Linked DNA regions of Homo sapiens: all the other regions are linked to region 3. Evidence: chromatin loops called from intact Hi-C (ENCODE). Cell type or tissue: heart left ventricle. All regions are shown on one strand. Region 1 has its middle 22 kb from the start of DNM1L. Region 2 overlaps FGD4 (FYVE, RhoGEF and PH domain containing 4). Region 3 overlaps FGD4 (FYVE, RhoGEF and PH domain containing 4).

The links. Hi-C counts contacts between places; a loop is a spot of excess contacts. Peaks named below come from ENCODE experiments on the same cell type or tissue, not always from the same donor. Only the 100,000 strongest peaks of a DNase experiment are listed, where the experiment ranks them.
Region 1: a loop joins it to region 3, with 2.2 times the contacts of the local background. A loop is called at or near these places in 7 of 110 quality-filtered maps.
Region 2: a loop joins it to region 3, with 1.9 times the contacts of the local background. A loop is called at or near these places in 12 of 110 quality-filtered maps.

What each region holds. Positions count from the first base shown.
Region 1 is chr12:32,653,776-32,661,775 of GRCh38, reverse strand. No RefSeq gene overlaps it. Among named protein-coding and RNA genes, the nearest start is that of DNM1L, 22 kb to the left of the region's middle. In heart left ventricle, a CTCF peak has its summit at 4,001; a DNase peak (open chromatin) is centred at 7,803; H3K27ac peaks cover 797 bases.
Region 2 is chr12:32,481,306-32,489,305 of GRCh38, reverse strand. All of the region lies in intron 1 of FGD4 (FYVE, RhoGEF and PH domain containing 4), which reads right to left. Among named protein-coding and RNA genes, the nearest start is that of FGD4, 86 kb to the right of the region's middle. RefSeq lists a silencer at 6,792-6,951. In heart left ventricle, no CTCF peak of the experiment used is centred here; no DNase peak of the experiment used is centred here; H3K27ac peaks cover 4,004 bases.
Region 3 is chr12:32,530,729-32,538,728 of GRCh38, reverse strand. The region is part of intron 1 of FGD4 (FYVE, RhoGEF and PH domain containing 4); the gene reads right to left. Among named protein-coding and RNA genes, the nearest start is that of FGD4, 140 kb to the right of the region's middle. In heart left ventricle, no CTCF peak of the experiment used is centred here; a DNase peak (open chromatin) is centred at 3,258; H3K4me3 peaks cover 3,270 bases; H3K27ac peaks cover 4,394 bases.

The DNA of each region.
Region 1 (8,000 bases), 120 kb before region 3:
CCCAAGCTCTGGCAAGGGCGTCAGCACCTCAATCTGGATGGGCATTGCACATCTCTGACCTGCTGCAGCCCCTTCATATGGTGGATGACGCCCCACAACCCTGTAGAAATTGAAGCCTGCTCATAACATCACTGGCCTTCTTACCAACCTTGAGCCATGACAGAGCCCAGGAAGCCAGGAACTCACACATTTGGCCACTATCAAGGGAACATTGCCCTCCTCACACTCACTGCGTGCAGTGATTGAGCCCTTCTTGTAGTTTGTCTTCTTGTTTGAAGGATGTACAACCTAATCTTAGTTTTTCCCAAAGTTTCTGACTTTGTGATACACCCTCTTCACTTCCCAGTGGCACAACTGTTATGGGGGTAGGTGTGGCAGCTCTGAGCAGTGTTGGAGTCAAAAGTGGGAAAGATAGGGTCAAGTTAAGAATAATAAACTTGACTGGGCGCGGTGGCTCATGCCTGTAATCCCAGCACTTTGGGAGGCCGAGGCGGGCGGATCACCTGAGGTCAGGAGTTTGAGACCAGCCTGGCCAGCGTGGCAAAACCCGGTCTCTACTAAAAATACAAAAATTAGCCGGGCACGGTGGCGGGTGCCTATATTCCCAGCTACTCAGGAGGCTGAGGCTGGAGAATTGCTTGAACCTGGGAGACGGATGTTGCAGTGAGCCGAGATCGCGCCACTGCACTCCAGCCTGGGTGACAGAGTGAGACTCCGTCTCAAAAAAAAAAAAAAGAATGAACTTGACTCACCCCCGCCCCCGCCAAAAAAGATGTTAAATTACACTAGAGAAATAGAGATGGCTCTGGAAAAGTTTAGCAATCATGGTGCAAGGCCACTTAAGGACAGGGATTTTCAAACAGCAGATCACGCACCATGTTCCCAGTCCACTGGTATTGAGGCTATTTTTATCTCTCCGTGAGTTCCCAGATTTCATACTAGAGATAAGGCATCACTTTGCTCCAGGGACCTTATTACTAAAGATTCACCCACTACATACTAAGAATCTAAGGCAGTTACTCAGGGCCCAGGAAACTTTCTGGTCAGATGCCATCATCGTTCCACTTGGACCTGAGGGAAGCAGAGCACTGGACAGGGGGACAGGAGAAAAGAAGACAGGGTTGCAGAGAAAGTCACAGCTGACAATCTTGGCTGTCCTCCATCCCTGTCTGAGGAGTGGCGGGAGTGGGGGAATGGGTAGCCAGAGAAGTGGAGGCTCTGGAGCGGGGCTTCCCAACCTCGGCACCATTGACATTTTGGGCCAGATCATTGTTTGGGGGGCTGTACTGTGCCTCCTGGGATGTTTAGCAGCTTCCCTGGCCTCTACCCACAAGATGCTAGTAACACTACCTCCCCATCACCACTCCGTTTGTGACAAACAAAAATGTCTCCAGACTTTGCCACATGTCCCCAGGTGGGGAAGAAAGGGGAGGTAGGAAACCAGGTTGGGAACCACACTGCTCTGTCGTGTGAGAAGGCAAAGAACGGGAATACGACCTGGCCAGCTCCCAATTTCCTTTCTCCTTTATAAACATTTGGCTGTTTTAGAAAGCCTTTTTATGGATCTCTTAATTCCTTTCTCTTTTCCAGCCAGATAGCTATCTTTGCTTTCAGTCTAGACAGCCCACAACAGGCTGAGGCTTACCTGAGAGCCTCTCAGTGAAGCCTGTGGAGCTGGGTGGACAGCAGGAGGGTGTGCTGTCACAGGGAGCAGGCAGAGCACTGAAGTCTTGGCTGCACAGGGCTGTGGTACTGCGCCTGAGTGCAACCCTTAAGACTAATGGCCTTTCCTCAACTTTATCACAATGGTTCATAAAAATGGGGACCAGGGGCCGGGTGTGGTGGCTCACACCTGTAATCCCAGCACTTTGGGAGGCCAAGGTGGGTGGATCACCTGAGGTCAGTAGTTCGAGACCAGCCCAGCTAACATGGCGAAACCCTGTCTCTACTAAAAATACAAAAATTAGCAGGGCATGGTGGCACAGCCCTGTAGTTGCAGCTACTCGGGAGGCTGAGGCAGGAGAATTGCTTGAATCCGGGAGGCAGAGGTTGCAGTGAGCCGAGATCATGCCACTCAGCCTTGGTGACACAGCAAGACTCATCTCAATAATAAATAAATAAATAAATAAATAAATAAATAAATAAATAATTTTTAAAAATGGGGATGAGGGACAGGCAAAAAAATGGAATGAGTGAGAATCACTTGGGAGAAAATTATACACCCAAGCCCACCTGCCAGCATGCAGCCTCAGGCATATCAAATCCACAGGGCAGCAGGATGTGGGACAGATGTGTGTATTTCCGAAACACAGCTCACATGATTCTCAGATGTTGCTTCCTCCCACCCTCTCCTTCGAGTTGAATCACCTGCCAAAGGGGTTTTCTATGACATCTGCCCTTTATCACAGATGGAACTCTCAGTAACAAGTCAAAGATGTTTCTTGATGCATTATTTACAATGCTTACACTGAAAAACTGTGATGGAATATGAATGAAATTATTTCTATAAAGTTCCTAGAATAGTGGCTAGCAGATACTAAACCCTCAGGTTTTGGCTGTTACTGTGAAAACTGTTTTGGAAGGAGGGGAAGTGCTTAGGGTACAATTTAAATAAAACTAATAGGACCTCAGACTACAAACAGTGGATCTCTATTTTATTTTATTATTATTATTTTTTGAGACGGAGTCTCTCTTTGTTGCCCAGGCAGGGCAGTGGCACAATCTCCGTTCACTGCAGCCTCTGCCTCCCGGGTTCAAGTGATTCTTGTGCCTCAGCCTCTGGAGTAGCTGGGATTACAGGTGCCCACCACCATGCCTGGCTAATTTTTATATTTTTAGTAGAGACAGGGTTTCACCTTGTTGGCCAGGCTGGTCTTGAACTCCTGACCTCAGGTGATGCACCCGCCTTGGCGTCCCAAACTGCTGGGATTACAGGCGTGAGCTATGGCGCCCGGCCCGGATCTCTATTTTATTTTATTTTTTTGAGACGGAGTCTTGCTTTGTCGTCCAGTCGGGAGTACAATGGCGCGATCTCGGCTCACTGCCACCTCCGCCCCTTCAGGTTTAAGCAGTTCTCTGCCTCAGCCTCCCGAGTAGCTGGGATTACAGGCGCCCGCCACCATGCCCGGCTAATTTTTTGTATTTTTAGTAGAGACGGGGTTTCACCATCTTGGCCAGGCTGGTCTTGAACTCCTGACCTCCTGACCTGCCTTAGGCCTCCCAAAGTGCTGAGATTACAGGCGTGAGCCACCGCGCCCGGCCAGATCTCTATTTTATAAAGAGACACCTAGCCGGGCGCGGTGGCTCACGCCTGTAATCCCAGCACTTTGGGAGGCCGAGGCGGGCAGATCACGAGATCAGATCGAGACCGTCCTGGCTAAAACGGTGAAACCCCGTCTCTACTAAAAATACAAAAATTAGCGAGGCGTGGTGGAGGGCGCCTGTAGTCCCAGCTACTAGGGAGGCTGAGGCAGGAGAATCGCTTGAACCCGGGAGGCGGAGCTTACAGTGGGCCGAGATCGCGCCACTGCACTCCAGCCTGGGCTACAGAGCGAGACTCTGTCTCAAAAAAAAAAAAAAAAAAAAAAAAGAGAGAGAGAGAGACACCTATATAACACCTATATATGGGGGATCCCAGGTCAAGATTGAGCTGTGACAGTAGTCTATCCCTTGGATTCGGTCGTGAGTTCTATTGTGGATAAGGTTGGAGAAATTTGCTTTGATTTTTTTTTTTTTTTTTTTTTTTTTTTAAGAAAAGGAGAATAACAGAATCAAGGAGCAAGGGCAACTTGACCATGGGGCGGCCGCATTGTAGACTGTTCTTCCCAGCAGAGCAGGATAAGGGGGGCTGGCCGGGGAGCTGCCGGTGTTGCCATCCTGTAAGGGATGCTAAAGTATCAATGAGCACTTAGGCATCTCTGAAACCATAGTGATATGGAGAAAGTTGTGTTTGCCGGAACTCCTGCAGAGCACAGAATGTGGTTAGTCACTTATCATAGTTTGAAACCCTTAGAGGGCACTCTTGAGCAACAATAAATGATCCCTAAACAGCTTTCCAGTGAAACCTGTTCCAGCTGATTCCACGTCCTTTTACTTGATGAGTAGTAAATATACACAACTCTCTCCCCAAAACTGAAGAGCGCAGATACAATGGAAAGATTGCCAGCTCTCCCCCAGAAGTCTGACTATTTTGTTCATCCCTCCGTGCTCTAAATACATGTTGAGGCCAGGTGCAGTGGCTCATGCCTGTAATCCCAGCACTTTGGGAGGCCAAGGTAGGAGGATCACTTGAGCCCAGAAGGTTGAGGCTGCAGTGAGCCGTTTGTGCCACTGGGTGACAGAGACCCTGTCTCAAAAACAAATAAAAAAACCCAATAAAATAAATTCATGTTGAGCAACTATTTCAAGAATATTGATTTTAAAGGGTGCCTAGATATTACTTTACCTGGGAGCCTACATGTCCCATCTGTTCCTGATCTCAGGCTGGCCCCATGGCCCACATCACAGCCCCATAAACAGTGAGTTGTTGGCAGAAGCTGAAGGAATTATGTGTTGTGTTTGGTTGTTATGTTGTCCAAGGAATCTGTTGAGCCCAAAGACCTAAGCAACACACACAGTATAACTGGGGCTCAGGTAACAAATAGTAATGCGAAGTGTGGGAGCTGGGGATCTCTCTTCTGTGTGGAGCCCAGCTCCACTGCCAGATAATACACCAAAGCTGAGAGGAAGGGTGGACCTGGCCCTTGGTTACCACTACTGGCAAACTATCCTAGGTGGCCAACTGCTACTAGTGGGCTGGTGCTATCATTTTGTTAGATGGATAAAGTGGATATTGGTGGTTCCTTAATAACAATGTATTTCTTCTTAAACTTTAAATTTTTAGATGGAAAAAATGGAAAAGACAGAGAAGAAAAATTAAGAAAAAAAACAGCTAGGCTTTTATTTTATTTTATTTTGAGACAGAGTCTTGCTCTGTTGCCCAGGCTGGAGTGCAGTGGAGTGATCTCAGCTCACTGAAGCCTTGGCCTCCCGGGTTCAAGCGATTCTCCTGCCTCAGCCTCCCGAGTAGCTGGGATTACAGGTGCCCGCCACCATGCCTGGCTAATTTTTGTATTTTCAGTAGAGATGGGTTTCACCATGTTGGCCAGGCTGGTCTTGAACTCCTGACCTTGTGATCCTCCCGCCTCGGCCTCCCAAAGTGCTAGGATTACAGGCATGAGCCACCATGCCCGGCTTTTTTTTTTTTTTTTTTTTAATTTAATAGACATTAATCTTTACTTTGGCTGTTTGAAGCAAGAGTTTGAGAAACTGCTCCTCTCTGGACTTGGGGCTCTAATCTCATACATGGGTTTTGTTTTGTTTTGTTTTTTCTTTTCTTTTTTTCTTTTTTTTGAGACAGAGTCTCATTCTGTCACCCAGGATGGAGTGCAGTGGTGTGATCTCCTCTCACTGAAACCTCCGCCTCCAGGGTTCAAGTGATTCCCGTACCTCAGCATCCTGAGTAGCTAGGACTACCTGCCACCATGCCTGGCTAATTTTGTATCTTTTGTAGAGACAGGATCTCACTATGTTGCCCAGACTGGTCTCAAACTCCTGGGTTCAAGTGATCTGCCCACCTTGGCCTCCCAATGTGCTGGAATTACAAGCGTGAGCCACCACTGATCTTTTTAATGTGTCAAAGTTTTACCTTTTTCAGAATGTCATATACATAGTTGGAATCATATGATATGTAGTTTTGTTTTTGTTTTTAGAGATGGGGTATCACTATGTTGCTCAGACTGGTCTCAAACTCTTAGGCTCAAGTGACATGTCAGAAGAACCAGGAGGCAGCTCGAAGGGTCTCCCACTGGCAAAATCTGGGACAGTTAAACATAAAAATTAACATAAAATTTAAAATAATGGCAACGGATTATACAATCCATTGAATAAAATAGGAACACAGGAATCCAAACATATGAATGAATGAATGAATGAATGAATGAATAAATAAATAAATGATAAGAAAAAATGCTTATAGTAGGATGCCAACAAATAAGTGTAGAAGAAATGATGAAATGAAAACATCAGCAATTGACAAAACAAAGGAATCATTCAGAATCATCAATGGACATTGATGGGTAAAAAATTCTTGACTAGGATATCTACATAATCTCAAAATATGTCTCCATATATATATATTTTTTTCTTTTTGAGATGGAGTCTTGCTGTGTCCCCAGGCTGGAGTGCAATGGCACGATCTTGGCTCAATGCAACCTCCACCTCCTGAGTTCAGGCGATTCTCATGCCTCAGCCTCCCAAGTAGCTGGGACTACAGGCACGTGTCACCACACCCAGCTAATTTTTGTGTTTGTAGTAGAGATGGGGTTTCACCATGTTGGCCAGGTTGGTCTCGAACTCCTGGCCTCAAGTGATCTGCCTGCCTCTGCCTCCGAAAGTGCTTGGATTACAGGCATAAGAGCCACTGCACCCAGCCAATATGTAGCCTTTTTAGTTGACTTCTTTCATTTGGTGAATGCCCTTAAGGTCCCTCTATGTCTTTTCATAGCCTGATAGCTAATTTCTTTTTAGTGCTGCATAATACTCCATTGTCACATTTGTCGATCTGTTCACCTACTGAAGGACGTCTTGGTTGTTTCCAAGTGTTGGCAATTGTGAATAAAGCTGCTCTGTAGCAGGTTTGTGTGTGGACATAAGTTTTCAACTCATTTAGGTAAATACCAAGGAGTGTGCTGCTGGTTCGTATAAGTTTAGTTTTGCAAGAAAAACTGTCAAACTATAAAGTGGCTGTACCCTTTTGCCTTCCCACCTACCATGAGCGAGAGTTCCAGTTGCTCCACATCCTTGTCAGCATTTGTGGTCAGTGTCTCGATGTTGACCATTCTAACAGGTGTGTAGTAATATCTCATTTTAATTTACATTTCTTCCAAAACTTCAATTTATTTGAAATATATTCAGACTTACAGAAAAGTCATAAGTATTTTAAAAGAACTCTAGTTTACCCTTCACCTAGATTCTTTTAACATTTTTATCACATTGCTTCTGCTCTATCATTCTTTCTCCCTCTCTCTCATCTCTGAACCATTTGAGTATAAGTTACAGACACGATGTGTCTTTTTCCTCAAATACTTCAGTGTATATTTTCAAGGACATGGATATTTTCTTACATAACCACAGTGCAATGGTCAAAACAGAAAAATTAGCAGCTACAGTATGATGATCTAATCTACAGATGTTATTCATTTAACGGTTATCTCAATAATATCCTTTATAGCCAAAAAAAAGAAAGAATAAATTGTGGCCTAAGTCCAGCGCACATTGCATTTACTTATCATGTGTTTCTATCCTTTAACCTGGAACAGTTCTTTAGTCTGTCTTTGTCTTTCATGAGCTTAACTTTTTTTTTTTTTTTGAGACGGAGTCTCACTCTGTCACCCAGGCTGGAGTGCAATGGCATGATCTTGGCTCACTGCAACCTCCGCTTCCCAAGTGATTTTCATGCCTCAGCTCCCGAGTAGTTGGGACTACAGGTGCCCGCCACCAAGCCCAGCTAATTTTTGTATTTTTAGAGGAGATGGGCTTTCACCATATTGGCCAGGCTGGTCTCGAACTCCTGACCTTGTGATCCACCCGTCTTGGCCTCTCAAAGTGCTGGGATTACAGGCGTGAGCCACTGCGCCCAGCTGAATTTAACATTTTTGAAGAATACAGGCCAGGTAATTTTTTTTTTTTTTTTTTTTGAGACAGAGTCTCGCTCTGTCGCCCAGGCTGGAGTGCAGTGGTGCAATCTTGGCTCATTGCCAGCTCTGCCTCCCAGGTTCATGTCATTCTGCCTCAGCTTCCCGAGTAGCTGGGACTACAGGCGCCCGCCACCAAGCCCGGCTAATTTTTTGTATTTTTAGTAGAAACAGGGTTTCACCGTGTTAGCCAGGATAATCTTGATCTCCTGACCTCCTGATCCGCCTGCCTCGGCCTTCCGAAGTACTGGGATTACAGGTGTAAGC
Region 2 (8,000 bases), 49 kb after region 3:
AGGATCAAATGAGTTGGAAAGATTAAACAAATGGGCAGGAGAGATGCCAAGAAGGGTATAAACTCCTGGACAGGAGTCCAGTTGGTTCAGTTACAAAGTTGATCCTTAGAAGACTTATGTGCACTACAGGCACGCACTGAAGAGAAGCATAGGCTGAGATGCATGAAATACAAAAAGAGAAGAGGCTGAGATGCATGAAATACAAAGAAAAGAAAACGAAGGCAAATACAGGTGTAAAAAAAACCAGTACTACTGTGGTTTTCAGACTAATTCTGAGTCTACTTTTAGTCTTACAAATAAATATATTCACTACTTATCATAGAGAATAAAATATAGGTTCTGTAAGAAATCTCACTTTTACTTTTTTGAGACAGAGTCTCGCCCTGTCACCCAGGCGGAAGTGCAATGGTGCGATCTCGGCTCACTGCAACCTCCACCTCCCGGGTTCAAGCGATTCTCCTGCCTCAGCCTCCCGAGTAGCTGGGACTACAGGCATGCGCCACCACGCCCAGCTAATTTTTGTATTTTTAGTAGAGACGGGGTTTCACCATGTTGGCCAGGCTGGTCTCGAACTCCTGACCTCATGATCCGCCCACCTTGGCCTCCTAAAGTGCTAGGATTACAGGCGTGAGCCACCGTGCCCAGCCAACTTATTTTTTAACATTAACATATATCTGGGATTTAATAAAAATCAGATAATGTATTTTTAAACAAAAAAAATCAGGTTGTTGCCTATATCACACCATCTAAGCTAACAGGGGGAACACAAATAATGGGTCAATAAAAAAAGAAATCCCCTGAGATCTTGAAGTCAAATTCAAAAAAAAAAATCCCACAAGTTTTCTAATCTAAAATTACTTGAAGATAAGTCTTCAAACTTCCAAATTCTGACCGTATAATCATATTACCCTAGCTATTTCTCTTCTATTATTATCTTTATGACTGTAAGTTTTAAATAGAAGGCACACTTAAGAATTTATAAGTAACTCAAAGTACTCTAAACTCAGTTCTATTCATTCCACAAGAAAGGTCAGTACACTATCTTGGTGCAAGTCTGTGACACAGAAACTTTTTACAATGTCACAATGTTAAAAAACAAAAAGCTTTTTCTCTGTCTTTTTTTTTTTTTTCCTGTGGCTGAATTATTCGGGAAAATCTCAGGCCAATTGATAACCTAATAAAACAAAGAAAAACTAGCCAAAAGCTTTGTGAATTTGTGTTTTTCCAGTTACCAACATTTTCACAGCCCATGCTTGATTTATCTCCTATGCATGGATCTAGTTTTCATTCATACAAGACTTGGAACATAGAAGAACCTGCCTTAGTTGAAGTCCTCTATTAGTTTTCTCAATGGTCCAGCTATCTGAATAAGTTCTATGGCTTCCATTCCACTTTGTCTCTCTGAAAAAAGCAATGGAATCCACATTTTTAAAATGGCTAATGCGGGTGTGGTGGAACTTGCCCATAGTCCCAGCTATCGGGAGGCTGAGGCGGGAGGACTGCTTGAGCCCAGGAGTTCAAGTCCAACCTGGGCAACACAGTGAGAAAATCTTGTTTCTATAAATAAATAATATAAATTGGCTGGGCATGGTGGCTCACGCCTGTAATCCCAGCATTTTGGGAGGCAAAGGCGGGTGGATCACTTGAGGTCCGGAGTTCAAGACCAGCCTGGCCAACATGGCAAAACCTCGTCTCTACTAAAAACACAAAAATTAGCCAGGTGTGGTGACATGCACCTGTAATTCTTGGGAGGTTGAGGCACGACAATCACTGAAATCCAGGAGGCAGAGGTTGCAGTGAGCCGAGATCACACCACTATACTCCAGCTTGGGCAACAAGCTGAGTGAGACTCTGTCTCTTAAAAAATGATAATAATAATAACAAATAATAACAATATAAATTTTAAAATTGCAAGCACATCGCTGCCTGTCACATATAAGTAAAAGTGTAAAAAGGGTAATATTCATAAATTTAAACAAAGATATGCCCAACACATTTGTTTAAAATCCTAATTCAATGTTTGTGCTTACAAATCTAAGGTCAAGCTATTATTGTTATCTTAAAATCAAGAATACAACTACAATGAGACCCACCCCACCAAAGGCACCTTGCAAGACAGTCTTACAAATTCATGTTCTTCTCACGATTATTTATAAAACAGAATTTAGAAAAATTTTAAATATCTAATAATAGTGGATGTGTTAATTAAGGTACCTGTAACAGAATAGTGTAGAGCAACTGAAATGGATATTTCCTGAGAATTTTTAGTAGCCTGAAATAATTTAATGATACATGGTGGGGGTCAGAGGGAGAAGTATAATTCAAAATCCATAAACAGTATAGCCTCAGTTTCACAAAACAATAGCTACAAAGAGGAAAAACACCTCAAAATGTTACAGTAGCTTATACTTGGATGTTTATTTTTTTCTCCTTCCTACTGAACAAAAATATTGGTTTAAAATTTAAAATGTTTCTCTGAACAAAAACATCAACCTAAAATGATTTTTCAGTTAAATATAAAAGACTACAAGATCACTTAAGCCACAATGATAGAAGTACCTAGTCAAGTCAACTATACTTCAGATCCCAATAAATCAGATAATGTTATTTCAAGAAATCCTTAAACCTGAGAATTACCAATGTACCTTGCTCATGTTTTAGAAGTAGGGGGAATTTTTATCCCCAAATAATTGATGACCAAGAAAATATTAGGTGCACAAATAAGTTTTAAGAAACTGGCTAAAGTGTAAATCTTAAATATTAGAAATAGAAAGAAGACAAGTGAAAAAAGTAGAAGGAAAGAGGTTATAATAAAAAAGACTGAGATGACAAGGGTCAACAGTGGTTGCACTTACTCACTTCCACTACTCTCAGGAAACACTCTGTGCTATGAACTCACAGGGAGAAATGCCATTCCCTCAAGTAATTGTTCCTGGATCATGAAGATAAGAAAAAGCACACCTTTGTGCTAAAACCACAGCACTGAACTACTCTAAAGAAAATCCACGATAATTTTTCCATCGTGGTACAAATTATTATCACTTAACAGTAAACAAAGAGAAATACCAGTGACCTCATCTATTGTATACTTTGCATAGTGAAAAAATCCAAATGTTTTAACCTGAGATATTTCAGAAATGGCAATTGCAAAACAATACTCACAGCCCCCCATAAAAGATTCTTTTCATAACATCCAGCAATCTTCTGATTAACCTATTTCCTGCTTCTGGAGCAAGGATTTGGATCCATAATTTGTTGGTAGAAACTATAGGCATTCTGTATTTAGACACTAGACACATACACATCTAGTGTTCAACATGATAAAGAACTAACTAATGGGAAGTACAGAGTTCTGTTTCATAAGTCTTCTTCTGGCAGTGATGCAGGCTCAAGGAACTACGCAAGCAACGCATTTCAAAATTCCACGAAGGTGTTTCAAAATGTACTGAGAGAGCTCTAGAATACCGGGGGTGGACTAGGAAGTATGATGCCAAATACATGTAACTTTATTACATTTATGGCATTTAGGCTTATAACAAACTTCCCTTTAAAAATAGGTCTTGGTCAGGCGCAGTGGCTCACACTTGTAATCCCAGCACTCTGGGAGGCCTAGGCGGGTGGGTCACGAGGTCAAGAAATCGAGACCATCCTGGCTAACATGGTGAAACCTCGTCTCTACTGAAAATACAAAAAAAAAATTAGCCAGGCGTGGTGGCAGGCGCCTGTAGTCCCAGCTGCTCGGGAGGCTGAGGCAAGAGAATAGCGTGAACCTGGGAGGCGGAGCTTGCAGTGAGCCCAGATCCCGCCACTGCACTCCAGCCTGGGCAACAGGGCGAGTCTCTGTCTCAAAAAAAAAAAAAAAAAAAAAATTGGTCTTAAAAGATCTGAGGATTCTTTTTGACAGACATCAGAAAATTGTAAGAAATACTGCAAGCAATGCTGAATAGTGAAACTGTGTATAAGCTCTCCATATTCCCAAAAGCAAAAAAGGGCCTTCCATTTTTTTCCAGGAATGGTTATGCGGGTTACCTAGCAATCCCAAGTAATTTCTATATAAAAACAAGTCAGGTTTTTAAAAGAGGAAGGCACTGATTGATAGGCAAATTTCTCATCCTTGTTATGCCTATAAAGTAAAATTATGGATTAAAATGAATGTTTTATGTTTGAGGCCAGAAATTAGAGACCAACCTAGGCAACATGGTGAGACCCCATCTCTACAAAAATAAATTTTAAAAAATTAGCTGGGTGTTATGGCATGTGCCTGTCATCCCAGCTACTCAACAGGCTGAGGCAGGAGGATCACTTGAGCATAGAAGGTTGACGTTACATAGTGAGCTACTATCATACCACCATACCTCAGTCTGGGCGACAGAGTGAGGCGCCATTTCTTAAAAAATAAGATGGGATTTTTTATTTTTATTTTGTTTTTTTTCTGAGACAGAGTATCCCTCTGTCACCCTGGCTGGAGTGTAGTGGTGTGATCTTGGCTCACTGCAACCTCTGCCTCCCAGGTTCAAGCTATTCTCCTGCCTCAGCCTCCCAAGTAGCTTGGATTACAGGTGCCCACCAGCACGTCTGGCTAATTTTTGTATTTTTAGTAGAGGTGGGGTTTCACCATGTTGGCCAGGCTGGTCTTGAACTCCTGACCTCAGGTAATCCACCCACCTCGGCCTCCGAAAATGCTGGGATTACAGGCATGAGTGACTGCACCCAGCCTAAAAAGGGGTATTTTAGTTAATTTATCACATAACAGATGTTTTAAAACACCTAAACATTAATCATGATGTAAATTCAACATTTACATAACACAAATGTCCCTTTTCATGTGATAGTCAGATGTTGTAGTCAGAATCAAACCATAATACCTAGACTCAGCTCAACTTTGTAACATCACTTCTTAAAATTATTATGTTTCTATGTTATATGGAATAGCAAACTAAAAATTGTATGTTACCTTAAAGCACTTTGAGAGTAGGTGAGGACATTTTGATGGGTATAGTAAAACACACACCTGATGCAGCTTATGAACCAACAAGTGGAAGCATGAAGAAAACTACTTGGAGAAATACACACTAACATCATAAAGTCTTAAGACATTTAGAAATCCTCCCATTGCATGGATAAGAAAATTGAGGCCAAGACTGACAAGGCAGTCAAGATAAAGCCATACTATATGAGGCAGACAAGATATGCACACTTCAGAGCTCCCAACGGATTTTTTTTGGTGTAATTTCCAAGGTATTATACATCCAAATAATTAACTCTTTCTTGAACACACCATCATCTAGTATAATACTGTAATGCAGTGGTGATTTTGAGAGCTAGTAACCTACCTCCAACAATCACTTGCTGTCAATAAATGTTATTTTCATAAACTTTAAAAGCTGATCTTTATGAAGTGAAAGGTATAGTAATACACAGTATGTTCATATACTGTGGTGGTGTCCATCTGAGGGCTAATGCTTTCCAAACCTCACCAATTCCAGCCATCATCCTCATCCAGGTCAGCTAAGGGCTGGGTGTGTCCTCTACAGTCAGGATAGGTTTTACACAGGAAGTGCTGGCACTTACACAGGCTGGAGTGAAGATGTCAAATGAGGATGTCAGCATTTTTGGTTCCCTCTCTCTAGCTCAGAAAAGTACTGCAGGAAACTTCAAACTGACCATATGCCAATGAGTTATGGGCTAAAACTGGAACTGTCCTGCACTGCTACTGTGAACCAGGGCCAGAAGGATCCTCATGAGTATGCTGGCCTTTGTTCTTGACCTCTTTTTTCAATGTTTTGGCAGTTTGGAGGGCAAAGAAAAAGAAAAGTTATATGGAATATTTTCTGATGATTTGGCATTGTACATTGTAGATTTTTATGTATCTTTACAATCAACTAAACCTTTCACTATTCATTCAGAGATTATATGGATCTAGCCGTAGAAAAATGTTGCAGGGATTACACTGAAATAAAATTGCACCCATAGATGTGTGATTGTGCTATTTTTCTGAGTTCTCTGCACAGATTCTCTGCCTTGTAGATTTTACAAAATACAGATTTATCCCTACTGGCTTTAAATCAAGTGATCCTGATCAATTTACTCACACATGCTTGAATTTCAGAATGGCTATAGGAACTGCAATTTTAACCAATTCGTTACAAGCTAAAATTAGTATTCTACCCACACACACACACAAAAATTATCATGTGGCTAAAAATAAAGCTTCATAAAAGGAGAATACACTAAGCTATTTATATTTTCCTAACACCATCATTATATTCCGTATCTTGATAAAATTATCAGTAATTATAGCTGTATACTTAACTTGCTATGTGCTCTCCTCATAACAACCTCAACAAAAAGTCATTAATAGGTGTTGAAACTGAGAACATCTATACATCATCTATAACTGAGAAAGTAACTTTCCAGATAGTAAACGGCAGGTCTGGAATGCAAATCCTGAACTATTTAACTTCAAAACGTGATTTCTAAAGTGCAGAACGTCTGCTTATCCTCCCAAAGTTTGTCAAAATTATTAACGTGGGATGAAATAAAAATTTTTACCCTATGTCTTCGTTTTCTTGTATTCTCCCCCCAAACTCAAAACTTAAAAATTTTTATGCCTGGTAAAGTTCCTCTTTCTACCTCATGGGATTCTTTGCATAACTAAATTCCTGGAAACTCTGTATTTAATCTACTTGTAAGCAAATCATTTTATATATAATCTGGAATAGTGGGATCATTTTAGAGTAACATATCTTGCAGTCCTACAGTCCGCTCAGCAATAGTTGCTTTTATCTTAATTTGCTTATTCGCTGTACAAATGAGAAGAACATATGTGTAACTTCCTCAAGGTCACTTCGAGCCAGAAATAGAATTTTGGTTTAAGGTCTGGTTGCTAAACCACACTTCCTCTTCAATGGTAAGCTACCATTGGTAAGCTGGTCACTAAGAAATAGAAAACAAGAAGCATGGGATATTCAAAATACTTTTCATGCCAGAATTTCTCTTTTCCCTACCCATCTGTCTCTGTTTTTCCCATCTCCTAAATATGCTATATTGTGATTATGGAAAAAGACAGCAACTGCTTTGGCAGATAAGGAAAAACACCTTATTCCTATTTCAAACATGAAGCAAATATTTCATTTCCTTTGTTTATTAAAATATATAATGTGGCCTTGAAAGTCACGGCACTTTTTTAAAAAATGCTTAATTTATCCATTCTATTTAATTTTACTGGTATAGACAATTACTTTGATTTGTAAATTTGAGACTGTTCTCTAAGAAATGTGTAGGTACCAAGACATGTGACAACTGGCACTACTATAGAGGGTTTTATTTAAAGCAGACTGCCCAATTGAACTTTATGCAATAATGAAAATGTTCTATAATTGTGCTATATAATAAGGTGGCCACATGAGCACTTGAAACATGGGTTCGTGTGATCAAGGAACTGAAATTATTTCAATTAACTTAGATGTTCTTTTTTTTTTTTTTTTGAGACAGTCTTGCTCTGTCACCCAGGCTGGAGTACAGTGGCACAATCTTGGCTCACTGCAACCTCTGCCTCCCAGGTTCAAGAGATCCTTCCACCTCAGCCTCCCAAGTAGCTAGGACTGCAGGTGCACACCACCACACCCAGCTAACTTACATATTTTTAGTAGAGACAGGGTTTCACCTTGTTGGTCAGGCTGGTCTTGAACCCCTGATCTCCTGATCCACCCGCCTCAGCTTCCCAAAATGCTGGGATTACAGGCGTGAGCCACCGCACCCGGCTGATGTTCATTTTTAAAGCAATCTGTGGCTAGTGGACGGCATAGGTCTAAAGTCTGGATATATCTTTTAGCATTTTATTTAGAAATACTTACAGACTCATAGGAAGTTGCAAAAATATGACAGAGAGGTCCAGTGTACCATTCACCCAGTTTCCTTTGATCATTACATCTTGTAAGACCATATTACAATATGAAAACTAGAACACTTGCATTGCCACAATGTATTTGGCAGCTAAT
Region 3 (8,000 bases):
CCACACAGACAGTATCGCTCCAGATTTCTTGGTTTCACACCCCAAAGCTTCTCCCTCATCTCTTTTCTGTCTTACGACACAGCCCATTAATTAATCATCCAAAATCATGTACGGGCTCAGCCACAGATTCCAATCTCACTAACCCACTAACCCCTCCATACTTTCTTCATACTTCTTTATATCAACTTGGCCTGTGAGGCTTCCAATAGCAGGAACTCATTATTGACATGCTGCTCAACAAGGGACACCAGAGGTTAGCAAGCAAGGATATTTATTCTTAAAAGAGAACTGAAGGGAAGAAATGGAGAACACTACAAATATTTATAATTTATTAAACTTCTTATATTCCTGCTCATTTTACATTTCCCAACAGAAAAAGGCACTGAATATTAGAAATGTATTCAATCAACAAATATTAACAAAGCACCCAGTATCTATTAGTTACCTTTCTAGACCCTAGGAACATAGCAGTGAACACCACAACAAAAAAATAACCTGTATAACATGCTAAATGGTAAAAGTGCTATGATGGGCCAGGCACAGTGGCTCACACCTGTAATCCCAGCATTTTGGGAAACCAAGGCAGGTGAATTGCTTGAGCTCAGGAGTTCGAGACCTGCCTGGGCAACATGACAAAACCCATGTCTCTACTAAAAATATAAAAAGTAGCCAGGCATGGTGGTGTGTGCCTGTAAGTCCTGGCTACTGTGGAGGCTGAGGTGGGAGGATCGTTTCAGCCTGAGAGGCAGAGGTTGCAGTGAGCCAAGACTGCGCCACTGCACTCCAGCCTGGATGACAGAAAGACTCTGTCTCAAAACAAAACAAAACAAACAAACAAAAAAACTGCTATAACGAAAGTAAAGCTGGGTGAAGGAACAGGCGTGCTATTAGGTGAGAGGCTATTATTATATCCTATATACAGGGAGGACAAGGAGGTCTCACTAATACTCTGCTAGCTGAGTAGACATGAAGGGAATAAGGCATAACATATTTTGAGGATTAGCATTCCAAGCAAAGTGTAAAACTACAAAAATCCTAAGGTAGAAGCACAGTTGATATGTTCAAAGAGAAATAAGGAAGACAACATGGATAGACTAGGGAGCATATTTGATGCTGAGGTCAGAAAGTTAAGGGGTAGGGATAGGGATAGGGGCTAGAGAAGGTAGGGCCTTGCACATCATTGAAAGAACAGGGGATTTCCTTTGAAAGAGATGGGAATTCACTGAAGGACTGCGAGCAGAGAAGTGGCAATTATCTGCCCTCCGTTTTTAGAGGTGCACACAGGCTGTTAGGTAGACAATGGACTCCAGGAGGTCAAGGGTAGATAGGAGGCTAGTAGAAGCAATCCAGGGGAAAGCTGTGTGTAACCTAAAGCAGGGCAAGTAACAGTAGAGGCAATAAGACATAGTCAGTTTGATATATCTTGAAGCAAGATTTGTTGCCAGATTGTACATAAGAGAAAAATGACTCAAGGAAGACTAGGTTTTTGGGACTAAGCATAAGAAATAATAACTGCTTTATGGCCAGGCGTGGTGGCTCACGCCTGTAATCCCAGCACTTTGGGAGGCCGAGGTGGGCGGATAATGAGATCAGGAGATTGAGACCATCCTGGCTAACACGGTGAAACCCTGTCTCTACTAAAAATGCAAAAAATTAGCCGGGCATGGTGGCGGGTGCCTGTAGTCCCAGCTACTCGGGAGGCTGAGGCAGGAGAATGGTGTGAACCCCGGAGGTGGAGCTTAGCGCCACTGCACTCCAGCCTGGGTGACAGAGCGAGACTCTGTCTCAAAAAAAAAAAAGAAAAGAGAGAGAGAAAAAAAAGAAATAACTGCTTTATAATGGCATGGAAAAGACAAGACCACAGTGACACAGTCTTTTTTGTTTGTTTGTTTAAATGTTTTAAAAATGTATTTGTGTGTACTTATTCTCTAAGAGGGTGAAAGACTCATTTTCCCCAGGCCAAGTTTTATTATAATAACCACCATGTAGAATGACCAAATTCTACGATTAACACTATTTTTCTTCTCCTAAGTGTTTTCCTTCTGCCTGCTTCAACGTATAACCAACTAACTTGTGTCAATTCGCCAGGGAATAAAAATGGAAGGATCTGTTCTAGCCAGAGCTTAGCAGGTGCTGTGGTGGGAGATAAATCAGAGAACACACACAAACCAGGGTGAAGACATTTACAAATGTACTTTAGCCAATAAAAATTAGCTTGTTATTTTATAAAGAAAACAGGTGCCTACAGTAAAGGTTATCAGAAGGTGGCTCAGGAAGTGGGCAGGGATGGTCCACAAAACATCTAAGAAAATACCTTTTTATTTTTGAAATAAATGACTTCAACTTTTCCCTGGATTATTCCAGGAGTCTCCTATCTACTCTTGACCTCCTCAAGTCTATTCTAGTATCTAAGAAGAACTGATTAAATTTAAATCTTAATCCTAGTTTGCAGTTTAGGTTACATGTACATTTGGATGTTTATTAAAGGAACACCAAGTTATCATTCTTCCAAAGAACTGCATAATATTTCCTATTGAGTCATTCATCATACTCTATCATATTTCATTTCTTTCATGTGAAAGGAGTTTGCCTGAAAGCGTAAGCTTTAGAAAGAGAAGTTTTTTCAGGTCATTAAAAAAAAAAAACTGTTATAAAATAACATGTGCACTAAATATGCATATTTACAATTTTTCTTAGATGATTTAACAAAATTATCCAGTAGTGTAGGCAGGAAGTGCTATATTACTGTCTTCTCAGTTTAAAAACCTAAAAAGGAACTTATAAAGTCCATATTGTTGTAGTGGCCACTCTCTAAAGGGTGCTGTCCATTAAAGCAGAAAACAAGAGCCAACAAGTTCTCTATGTTTATCAACATTCACCTCTCAAGCTTCATCTTCCTGTTCTAGAAATATTTTCCTCTCTAATTAAGAGCTGCCTTCCAGGAGGGAATACTGTCTCTCCAATCATCTCTAACTGTTTGAAGATAAATGAGAATGGACAGAAGCTATTTCAGGAAAAAGAGAACCTAAAACTTCACTGCTTGGGGTGAGAAAACACTTCCCTTTTGCTGCATTTCTTTTTTTTTTTTTAATTTCATATTTAGAGTATGATGGTAAATTTTGGAGAGATCACAAGACCTCCAAACTTTATGCAAGAGTGGTGGAACGCCTGCAAAAGAATTCAGGCTTCTGCCTGAGTGATGGAGGGAGCAGGGGCAGGCATGGACTGGGCTGCTTAACCCTCCCGCAGCTACTAGAACCTGGGAACGGAGCCAGCTGTGCAGCTGCAGGAGTGGCGCCTCAGCTCTCCTGAGGCAGTGCTGTCACCAACCCCAACCTTGGGCTTCCACACTCAGCGTATGCCCCTGACACTTAAGGAAGGAAAGAGCCACACCACCATCAGAAAGAATACTGGTAACTGTGAAGGCTGCCGGTTCTAAGTTGTAGTTTATCTTGTTCAGCAGTGTGGACATTTTTCAGTGAGGCTTATATCCAGTCAAAAACGAATGGGAAAATAAACAAAATGAACCCATTTCAGTGATTAAAAATATTTTTAGCAGACATTTCCCGTCACATGATTACATTTCTATCACACAGTTGAATTACATTTCTATTTCAAAGACTCAATTTCTCATTAATATGCTCTCTACAACACTCAAAGAGACCACAGTGGCTTAATACTACTACCACTAACAATTTTTAAAAAACAAACTCATGCCTATCTCTACAATGTTGTCTTTTACAGAAAAACAAATAATACTTACTCCCCTGAACTTCACCAAAACAAGACTGGGATGGTGGGAATTTTTGTTTGTTTTAACAGAACAATGCTCCGTGCAGTAGCACTAGAAAAATGATTAGTGGTAAATATTTCTTAACATTTGTTCACACCAGAAATGGGAGGAAAAAGAGAAAACTGTTCCTTTCTTTCTCTATATTTCTCCCCTCAATGACCAAATTTCCAAACTTTACTTATGATAATAAAAATAAGCCAGAGAAACTTAACTATCAAACTCATTTGTATCTGGTTAGCCCAGAAGAAGCCTCCTGGAGAGCCAAAACCCATCAATAGCACATATTTTAATCTTGAACTTGAAAACCAATGTGAGCTTTATTAACTTTAAAAGAAAACCAAACTCTGCCACTTTTACATCCCTCGGCATGCAGTGTTATAAAGTGACCCACGCTGGGGAAGAAAAAAATATATCTACTAGAAAATGAAACCACTTACCTTGATCAGTGGACATGATTTCACATATACTGATAATTAATCTACTCTGGTTTAATAAAAAGATATTTGGCTTTACTCTTTTAAAGTTCATGTGATAAAATCTCACTCCTGGCTGTAAAGCTTCAGGGAGGCTGAAGATTACACAGGATCTGCCAGGAGCTCAGACCAATGCACTATGACTTCAGTGCATTCTTCGAACTTACTGCCCAAGGACGACCTTATGCAAAACATGCCACACCTCCCCAGAGGACGGACTGCTGCAGTACATTGCATGAGAGGGAGTGTATGAGCACAGAGAGACTTCTATTTATCAAAGTAAAGTAAACAACTGAGGCACATGGAACCTTTAAAAGCATTCAAAGTACAGCTGGGAATAGGGCGATTTCTAAATGGACTAATGCCTTAACTATTAGTAATGCTCTAAAAAAGCTAATGGGAAAACAGTTTGTTTCTATTTTAACAGGGCTCCTGCCCTGGACCAAAGATGTTGGTTACAGATTCATGATTCACAAGCTTAAGATGTTAAAATCTCATTTTGAATGACCTCAAATATCCCATTTATGTTTTCCTTTCCAGCATAGCTCATTGATTTCAGTGACTAAATAATACAGAATTAATAAATACTACATACAAATTTCCTAAGGAAAACAAGTCGTATATGTTATTTCAAAACATAGTTTAACTGGTAAAATATTTATTACTCATTTTTATCTGTCTTTATAAGTACATTAGTAATTTCTCATGGCCTTGAAAAATCAGAAAATGTCAGATTAAAGCCAGGCGCGGCGGCTAACGCCTGTAATCTCAGCACTTTGGCACGCCGAGGTGGGTGGATCACCTGAGGTCAGGAGTTCGAAACCAGCCTGGCCAACATGGTGAAATCCATCTCTACTAAAAATACAACAATTAGCCGGGTGTGGTGGCATGCACCTGTAATCCCAGCTACTCAGGAGGCTGAGGCAGGAGAATCGCTTGAACCCAGGAGGCAGAGGTTGCAGTGAGCTGAGATTGCGCCGCTGCACTCCAGCCTCGGTGACAGAGTGAGACTCCATCTCAAAAACAAACAAACAAACAAAAGAAAATGTCAGATTAAAATATTTATAAAATCATAATGAGTTAACAGGTTACAGACATTCTCCCTCACTGGGGAAAATAACCTCTCCAACCCCCTCCTCTTTGTGTCCAGACACAGTAGTTCCCTCTCTCTAGTGTGCACTTGAATCACCTACTGGGTTATCAAGACATACATCACTGAGTGCCCTATCAAAGTCAGATTCAGTGCATGGTGGGGCCACATAATTTGCATTTCTAACAAGCTCCCAGGTGACAGTGACACTGCTGACCTGGGCCTTCACTCCAGGAATCACACTTTGAGAACCACTGGGGCAGTGAATTGCTGGGTTAGGGAGGATTAAAGGACTTGCTAAATTGCACACCTGCTAGGAGCTGATGGATGTCAGGCAGGAGCCAATACAGTGCTGAGGATGAGGTGTGAGGGGTTTGTTCTCCCACTTCAACACAAGCTCCCCATCAGGACACAAAGGTTGTCAATCATTCTAATGAAAGTGGTACTTTTTTAATAACAGAAATGTGTATATAAGGCATAAATAAATAAGCTTTACAATTAATCTGATACAGAATAGGGTAATAGTACATGGAGAAAAAAGTCAAAGAGAAGAAACCTGAATTGTTTTTAACTCCTTTGCAAACTCCACCCATATGTGTTAAAATTTCACTGTGGCAGAGAATCTGTTTAGGTTTGGTTCCAAGACCACTTAGCCTTAGCAAATTTCAGTAATGTAAAAACCAGAATACTTCCCTGTCACAAAAATGCCCCAACGTCTGTCTGTACTTCCTGAGCTTTGATAGCAATGTTTAAATTGTAATCTCAGGTTTGGTATTAAAACAAACACTTTAAAAAAAAAAAAAGCTAACATGTGCTCTCTGCCCATTGCTATGTTAAGCATTTTCCATGTAGAATTTCATAAAGTCCTTATTGCAGGGTAATAATTTATCACCATCTTACAGAAGAATATCACTCTGTAAGGTAGTGTTAATTTATCACCATTTTGCAGAAGAGAAAACTAAGTTTAGGAGGTCAAAAATCTTGATCACTCATGCTAGTACAGTGATAACCATTAAGATATTAAATTCACTGTTGTACAACAAATTAAGATATAATGGTATAGCAGTCACCCTTTACCTGTGATCAACTTCAGTCTGAAAATATTACATATAATATTTTGAGAGAGATACCACATTCACATAATCTTTATTACAGTATATTGTTATAATTGTTCTATTTTATTGCTATTGCTGTTAATCTCTTACTGTGACTAATTTATAAATTAAACTTTATCATAGCTATGGATGTAAAGGAGAAAACATAGTATATATACTGTTCAGTACTATATGCAGTTTCAGGCATCCACTAGGGTCTTGAAATACATCCCCTGTGGATAAAGGGACACTACTGTATTCACTTTTAATCTTTATAGATGAAAGCCAAAAATCAAAACATGGTTTGCAGGAGAAAGTGATAACTAAAATAAAATATAACAATTATGATTGACTCTCAATTGCCCACAAGTGGACAATCTGTAATAATCTGCAGCATCTACCACAAACTTAACACTAAATTCTAGGCTACCCAATAGGAGCAATAGCAGTTTCTCATCAGGTGGGAATGCACTTATCCTATGAGCCAGCAATCCTAACTCTTAGGTACTTAACCTAAGTAAAAGGAGGATTTACATTGACAAAAAATGTTTACAGAGCCTTTATTCATAATCATCCAAAACTAGAAATACCCACTTGTTCTTCAAGTAGTGAATGGGAAACAAACTGTGGTACATCCACACAATGGCATACCACACAGCAATAACAAGGGATGAACAAAGATACCTGCATGTGCATTAGAAAGAAGCCAACGTAAAGGGCTACACATATGTGATAAAATGAGACACTCTGGAAAAGACAAACTTACAGGAATAGTAAACAGATCCAAGGTTGCCAGGGCTGGTGGTAAGGGAACTGACTTTTCATAAAACGGCATGACAGAATTTTGGAACTAAAGGGACTGTTCTGTATCTTCATTGTGGTGGTGGTGGTTATATGACTGCGTGCATTTGTCAAAACTCAGAATTGTACCCTAAAGAGGTTGAATTTTAATGTATGTAAATTATCTTTTAATTTTAAAAAATTTAGAAGCAAATAAAAGCAATTTATTCATTAAAAAAGAGGCTAGGAGGGCCGGGTGGAGTGGCTCACAGCTATAATCCCAGCACTTTGGGAGGCCGAGGCGGGCGGATCATGAGGTCAAGAGATCGAGACCATCTGGCCAACGTGGTGAAACCCTGTCTCTACTAAAAATACAAAAATTAGCTGGGCATGGTGGCACGCGCCTGTAGTCCCAGCTACTTGGGAGACTGAGGCAGGAGAATCGCTTGAACCCAAAAGGCAGAGGTTGCAGTGAGCCGCGATCGCACCACTGCACTCCAGCCTGGCGACAGAGCAAGGCTCTGTCTCAAAAAAAAAAAAAAAAAAAAAAAAAAAAACCAAAGCTAGGAAACTGATTGTCATAGATAGTGTAAACTCAACCCTAAATAATTTTTGGTATATCCACTATGCTCCTCATTGTCAACAGTAGAGATAATCACTAATCCATTTTCTGTGATTTACAAAAAACTTGGCAAATTTATTAAAAGTGATCTAATTAATTCCCCATACATTATCCATTTGTAAAAGCTGAAGTTTATGATACCATATCA